Regions from separate parts of the Mus musculus genome. Here regions 1 and 3 are each linked to region 2. A link is a loop called in an ENCODE intact Hi-C map of the cell type or tissue named here. Cell type or tissue: left cerebral cortex. All regions are shown on one strand.

Region 1 (2,500 bases), 290 kb after region 2:
ATTTGAGATGGGATCTTTGAAACAAAAACAAGTCCTACTCCAATACAGAATAATTTAGCAAATCAAAGGTCAGTCATTTGCTTGTCAAGCCCAAGCATATGAAGAATACCAGGATGAACAAGAAGGCTGACACATCATTCAGTTAGTATGTCTTGCACACAAATCAGTAAGTACTTGTTTCCAACAGTCAATCCAAAATAAATAGCCTTGTATTATAGAGGGATTTACTTGTATACATTTCTCTATCCCAGCACCCAGAACAGGTCTTAGAATATGCCAAGCAGGAGAAGAGTTGCATCTTGTATTCTGCTCAGAGTGTTAGCTTTAGCTTTGAAGTTGAGGAACATCCTACATATTTTCTTTTACAATGTCAAGAACACGAATGAGTTTAAATTGACTCAAGCTGTCTCTTAAAGAACAAATGGTTCTGTATAGCTTGTCTCTTTGATCCTGAAGATATCCAGGATCTGCTGCTTTTGAAAAATCAAACCTGTTCAACATTTTCTAGCATTGGAACTGATGAAATAGTAGCTGGTATTATCAAGTCAACCTCTTATCCATCCCACTTTTTAAAACACATACCAATTGCAGACACACATACACGCACACACACAGTCATCAGCCAAATGACTGTTCAAACTGATGAATGCAAGAAGGCAGTGACCATGGGTAAGAATTTGTACAAATATGAGTTCATAAATGTGCAAACTTAATTTTTGTCATTGATGAAGATAACATCCATTAAATGTATTCCAGTAGATAAAAGTTCAAAATATTAAAATAACTTAACAAAAATGTTATAAATGTGGTTCAAATAACACAAAAGCACAAAGTAAATAGTTAAAAATCAAAGAATCCTGGGTGACTTTCTGGAAGTCTCCAAAAAAGTCATGCAAATCCTTCTAACAAAAAGAAATGGTGGAAATCAAAAAAATAGTAAGTTGTAATCAAGAGTGATGACAAAATAACCTGCCTTTCCAGGTGGTTGTATAGGAAGCTTTTGCCATAGGAAGAATCAATATTAAATACTATAAAGATGTAACTCCATCACTAGTAGTTTGTAAAAAGCCTGGGTTCAGTTGGGGACTGACCTGTGTCTTCCCAACAGTGAAGTAACTCCACTTAAAGATGGCACTTCTAGGCAAGGGTGAAAGCCTCCCTGTCCAGTCTGAGATGCAACTTCTACTAAGCTTGTCAAAATTTGAAGGACCTGAATTTATGGCATAGTCAATAAATAGTGGCAGTTTAAGCACCGCATATGAGATGCCCATTCTAATCATTGTGATCTCTGAAATGTGAGCTTCCTTCACACCATAAAGCTAAGGGAAGCCAAAACCTACTTCCTTTAAAATAAAGACTGGTTTACACCACTATGCACTTCATGAGAATGTTATTTCCATTCAATGATATAATAACAGGAGCAATAAATCCTCTACTACTCATGGACACTCTCGTTGCCCAGGACCAAGGAAGAGGCACAAAGCATGCACTTGCTGGATTTGAGGCTCCTGAATGTTGTGAAATTTGGGGTGTTTCCTAGGGAAACGGATCAGTAGTATTACATAATTAAATGCACCACATCTGCTTAGCAACAAATTTGTATTGGCAAAAAATGTACTCAGCGTACTAAGCTAGAGTCACCCTCATGAATACCACAGAGGATCTTGGAAAGCTAGAATATCTCCAGTAAGGGATGCTAATTTACAAGACACAGAAAAAGAATATGCAAATTTTTGTAAACAACTATTATTTGGAAAAGCATCCTGGAATACTAAGAAGCAATAAGAACAAGAGAAAACACACATACATAATTTACACACACACACACACACACACAACACACACAACACCTGAAGGCCTAATCTCACAATTCTAGTTGAATGATTTTTCTGGTAAATTCACTACATCAGAGCTGATATTAAAATGTTAGTGTGAACACAAAGCCTTTTTGCTGCTCTAATCTGTGAGAGACTCAAAACTTTCTGTTTCCAAGACAGTGTTTGTCCCCTTCTGGAAATATTTTTGGTGACCTGCTTTAACTGAACTACTTTGGGGAAATAAAAGAGAAACTTGTAATTCTGTCTTCATAAATGCTTACCACTTCAGAAATTGTACTTTTCAGGGCTAGAGGGATAACTCATTAATTAAGACCTTATACTGTGCTTACAAAGGACCAGAGTTCAGTTCCCAGAAGCCATATCAGGTAACTCACAACCTCCTGTGACTTCAGCTCTAGGGTCTCATACACCGCCCAGGGAACAGGAACTCATATGCACATATATACACAAAGAGGAGTACACACACAAGAAGGCACACACATGTCCACACAGCTAAAATAAATAGATTTTTTAAAGATTAAAACTTTTCCACCATTGTCTCTTTGTACTCAGAGAATTTTGTTATTATTATTATTATTATTATTATTGTTTTGTTTTTGTTTTTGTGACTTCTTTGCAAAATTCAGTCACACATATCTTGAATACCTTGACACTAGTGAGCA
Region 2 (2,500 bases):
ATGGCAGTGTGCCTACCTTGTGGCTGTCCTTTAATCCCTCTTGCTTTGAAATGCTCATTTGCAACCAGGAAGGCAGGTCCCCTGCTTGGATCTGGTCAAGGGGCTTGTAAAAGAGGCTCTCACTTCAGTTCAATTCCTGTTCTCTTCAAGTTTAAGAAAAAGGAATGTTGGCTAACATTTAGTCCTGGGGACATACTTTCAGGTTTCATCAGTGTCTTCTCTGTTGATTTTAAAGGATAACACAGCATGCCCATAATTCAGGAGGACTTAGGTGAGTTCCCTCTAAGATATTCCCCTATCTTAAGTTGGAGGAGTTAGAGTCAGTAAATGAAATGACTGAGCCCCCAAGCAAGAGCCAGGGCAGTCTGGCACATGCTCACAGCCTTGGGCTGCTCTAAGTTGTCTTACTTGGAGCAAAGCAAATCTGAGAGAGCCAAAGCAAGAGACAGAGACAGACAGACAGACAGACAGACAGACAGACAGACAGACAGAGACAGAGACAGAGAGACAGAGGGAGAGAAGGAGAGAGACAGGGAGAGAGGGAGAGACAGAGAGACAGCAACAGAGAGAGACAGAGACACTAATGCTACCATTATTCTGATGAAAAATTGGTAACTACTGAGCTTGTAATTCTCAACCAGGAAGATTTAGAAAACTGGTCAAAATGTATTTCTCCAAGTTGAAACAATATTTGCAAAGGGACTTCAGAAAGAACAAAAACCTGTGAGGTGGGACAGGTATTACCTGAAAGAAGTGCTGGTGGCCGGAGCAGGAGCAAACTGGTGTATTTCGGTTGTTGGAATTCTTGTCAACATCAGAGATGCTAGCATACCTTTATCTAAGAATGTCAGTGGCTGTGTGTAGCCCTTCGGTCCTTATTTTTAATGCATACCTCCTACTCTATGGTGTTTTTTATTTTTGTTTGTTTGGTTTTGGTTGTGTTTTATTTTCATTTTTAAATTTTAGGACAACTTTGCTAAGTAGTAGGAGACTAGCTCAGTGACATTTTCCAAAAGTCATGATTTTAAAAAGAACGGAAGATTCTGCTGTGCAGAAGCAATGTGTTCTTGTTTTTATTTTTGAAACCGACTTCTTAATTGAAAAAGCTCAACCCATTCCTATGAACCCAGTCAGGTTCTTAACTTGACCCTTCTACAGCACTCCTCCCTTTGAGCGCCCCCTTGAGGTCAGCATCTTCATAAACAGGGCCTTCCTGTCAATCACTGTTTTCTGAGAGGTTTCACAAGCAGCTGAAGAAGGAATCACACAGGTACTGTCAGTGCTAAGGAAACTATCAATGGGAAGGAACGTAAGAGCAATATTTACGGGGATCTCCCCCTGATGTCTTGTTAGATGAAGAAGCACTCAGAGCATCCTCTATATGCAGAAATTGACAGGCATTCCAGAACATTCAGAAACTGGGGGAACTAACAGCATATATAAGCAACCATTCTTCCTGCCTTCCTGACACTTAAAATCTCTTTTACTATCTCTCTTGCTTTGATCTTTTGAAAAGAAATTGCGTCAGCAGGATTCAAATTTGTTCCTTTCTCACTTTATATTTCATTATTTATTCACTCCCTTTCTTCTGCTTTCAGTTATAGTCAATTTTCTGAATACTTCCACCCCAGGATCTCTCTACATCCATACTGGCTTCTTCTGAGAGACAAGCCCATGATTTGGAGTTTCTGTTATAATTTTCAACAAGGATGTTTCAAAGTCATTTCAAACCCGACCCAACCAAACAACATTTGAAAGCTCCAGCTATTTCACGCCAAATGAGCGGCAGCAGCCGCCGAGTGTGGTGAATCTAGATGATTGATCCCTTAGGGCTGAGCCCTCTGGGAATACCTCACAGTAGAGGCTCACACACGCATGAAGGGTCTGAACCAGGTTATTGGTGAGTAACAGTGAACGGAATCAGTACCACACCTATTGCTGCTTCTTTTGGCTCAGAGTTTTCTACAGCCTTCATGCTTCCAAGGTTAGCTTTCCTCTGACGCAACCGTTTTAAAGAGCTGTGTGTGTGGAGGGCTGAGGTTGCTTGCTAAATGGCTAAATGATATTTTCTTTCACTCACATTATTTTTCTTCCCTCTTCTAAGGATATAAGAAGCTAAAACCAGATGATAAAGAAAAGGGTCCAGCCACATTCAACCCACAATAAATACACACATACATACACACCACAATTCTCTCTATTTCTCTCTCTCTCTCTCTCTCTCTCTCTCTCTCTGTGTGTGTGTGTGTGTGTGTGTGTGTGATTTGTAAAGGACTACCCTTGAAAATCAAAAGTGCAATCCTGACTCCCAGTTAAGATTCAATTCTTGAATACCAGGCATTTTCTTTGCTCATTCTGTACCAACTTAAGGCATAGTTTTGTGAGCTGCCAAGCAGCACAGCCCCTCAGGCCCAGCACTGCCCTGATGTCTTCTACAAAGCTGCCCCTCCCTTTCAGCCTTGAAGTGACTCCCAGACCAACTGGACTGTGTCCTGATCCA
Region 3 (2,500 bases), 86 kb before region 2:
TGCAATTCTAGAGATAAATCACAATGGGATGACTAGCAGGCACTCACTCTTGAGTGACACAGAGCAGGACAGTCAAGGGCAGAGACTTGTAGCATCTGCAGTCCATTTCAACACTGTGATCCAGAGGAAAGGGTGACTTCTGGACCAGTTTTTAAATCTTCAATAGCTCCTGCCCTATTTAATTTGGTGTGCATTAGACAAGTTATCAATGCTGCTGGGAAGAAAGGGTCCAATAATAGAACTTAATTTACTAGGATAGTTGAATTCCCATTCAAGGACAAGGATGAACTGCTGAGTGTTAAGAGACACCGTGAGGTTGGGTATCCATCAGTCATTCTAGATGTCACTTGCAGGACCTTGGCCTGGATCCAGTAAGGTTTACTAACACTCTGTGCAACGAAATGCTATTCCAAGCTGCTATGCACTGTAGCTAGTTTTTATTCTTATTCAGTTCAGTATTTTCTGAGTCAGGCACATTGTCTAGTTTGTGTCACACAGTCCAAGTTCCTTCTTAAATATTTCCTTGTTTTTCTAATTCCTTTATACATTGTCTCCATTCCCGTATCCCTCTACAACAGAAACTGTTATTTTAATGTACTTTCCTTTTCTTTGTGTAGGAGATGAGCATCATGGGTAGGTATGTGTTTGTTATAATTTGTGCTTAGGTTACTATTTCATAGTGCTATAATTGTTTCATTTTAAATCACTTGGTATTGTGTTTTAAACATGCATTTATTCCTAGTCCTTTGATTCCAACTGTGGCACAGTATTACATTGTGTGTTTCCAGCAGGGTGGATGTTGTACTGTAAATAATATATTACATGATTTTAAAAAGGCTGAATCTCCCAGTCTGTGGGCCCAGAAAAGCTTAGGTTGGGATTTCTCTGGAAGAGATTATCAGGCGAAAGACTGCTCACTTGTCACTATTTGGTTGCATGTTTCCTAGATGCTCATCAGAATGGTTATGTTTGCAATTCATGTGTTTGTGGACTATATACTTCTTAAGAGTTCTTACTTGTTTGTGGATCTGTACTAACTGGCTCAATACTAAGAAAATGTTTACTGTACGTTTGTTGAATAAATAAGTGGGATCGAGTAGATCAAGCCAATTAATGCAAAAGGAAATTAGCATGGTCAAATAGAAATGAGACCCATGCGGCTTAATTTACCTACACAGAGACTTTCAGTTTGCTAGTGAGGAAGAGAAAAAACACTATTCAAAAGTTGCCAGAGTTTCAGGACTCTGTGTCCTGTCTTTGAACTGCTGTTTCCTCAGAGGAGTGGAAGGGATTTCTATTATACTGAGTAAAAAGGACATGCTCTGTGGAGCTTCCCATAATTGTTCCAAGAGCAAACTGTACTTCCAATGCCACTTCTCCCAGAAGTCAACACTATTTCCTCTCTCACTCTACCTTCCGGTTAAAAAAAAAAAAAAAAAGAAAAAGAAAAGAAAGTTCCTGTTTGTGATGAACAGAGGTCGGGCTCTCCGTGGGAATATTCACAAAGAATTGACATCCTCTGCAGACAATGTCACCGTGTCATAGGGCACGTTTTACCTTCCACATTGGATCACCACGTGGAATGTGTGCAGGATGGGATATCCATCACTGGATGACAGACTTATGACAACACTGTGGATCAGCGCCAAACCAATTGGGAGATGCTCCTGGGTGGCTCCTACAATAAAATGACAGAGGGTTCTGGTCTGAAATCAAGGCGGCTGGGGCGAGAACGGGAGCATTGCAAAAACAATCCTAAAGTATTTCCAAACATAAGTCTAGGATCTAAAGGGAATCAGTGCATAACTACTTTGATTTTTCAATTTCTTATGCCTAAGAAAAATTAAATGAGGACAAAAGTGGTTAAATTCGCCACTTAGCATTATCTCCAATGTTTAAGCTTTACACCGTGCTTTTTTAAATCACATATAATATTGAGATTTTAAACTGTATAATTAAATGTCCTAGCATGGTTTCTGCCACAGTGATGAAAAGCAACTTTGGGAAGGTGGGTTCATTGGCTTACACTTCCACATTCCAGTCTGTCTTCAGCGGGAGTCTGCTGAGGAGCCCAAGGCAAGAACTCGGAGACAAGAGCTGAAGTAGCCTGAAGCTTGGAGGAACCCTGCGTACAGGTTTGTGTTCCTGTGGCTTGCTCAGCCATTTTTTTAAAACAACCCAGCACCACCTGCCCAGGTGGGCCACCTCACGTCAATCATTAATCAAGAAAACATCCTCCAGACCCAGGTACAGACCAATGTGATGGTCCTCAACTGCTGTCCCTCTTCCTAGATGAGTCTAGTTTGTGTCATTGACAAAAACTAATCAGCACACTTAGTCCCCAAAGTGTGATTGTTAAAACAGGAAGGGAAAAAATTAATAATAATAGCTTGAGATTCAGACAGAAAATTAGCACTAAGAAAGTGATGACTTTTGCATTGTTGTGAATACCTGATAGAAACAAATGGAGGGGCGGAAAATTGATTCTGAAATTCTAGTT

The links. Peaks named below come from ENCODE experiments on the same cell type or tissue, not always from the same donor. Only the 100,000 strongest peaks of a DNase experiment are listed, where the experiment ranks them.
Region 1: it touches region 2 in a loop (2.0-fold over the local background); 6 of 42 quality-filtered maps call a loop at or near these places.
Region 3: a loop joins it to region 2, with 5 times the contacts of the local background. A loop is called at or near these places in 5 of 42 quality-filtered maps.

What each region holds. Positions count from the first base shown.
Region 1 is chr10:57,125,763-57,128,262 of GRCm38, forward strand. The region is part of intron 1 of Gm40652 (a long non-coding RNA gene); the gene reads left to right. Among named protein-coding and RNA genes, the nearest start is that of Gm40652, 9.8 kb to the left of the region's middle. In left cerebral cortex, no CTCF peak of the experiment used is centred here; a DNase peak (open chromatin) is centred at 1,562.
Region 2 is chr10:56,839,748-56,842,247 of GRCm38, forward strand. No RefSeq gene overlaps it. Among named protein-coding and RNA genes, the nearest start is that of Gm36769, 94 kb to the right of the region's middle. In left cerebral cortex, a CTCF peak has its summit at 1,188 (motif pointing left); DNase peaks (open chromatin) are centred at 26 and 1,191; H3K27ac peaks cover 332 bases.
Region 3 is chr10:56,753,430-56,755,929 of GRCm38, forward strand. No RefSeq gene overlaps it. Among named protein-coding and RNA genes, the nearest start is that of Gm36769, 180 kb to the right of the region's middle. In left cerebral cortex, no CTCF peak of the experiment used is centred here; a DNase peak (open chromatin) is centred at 1,187; H3K27ac peaks cover 175 bases.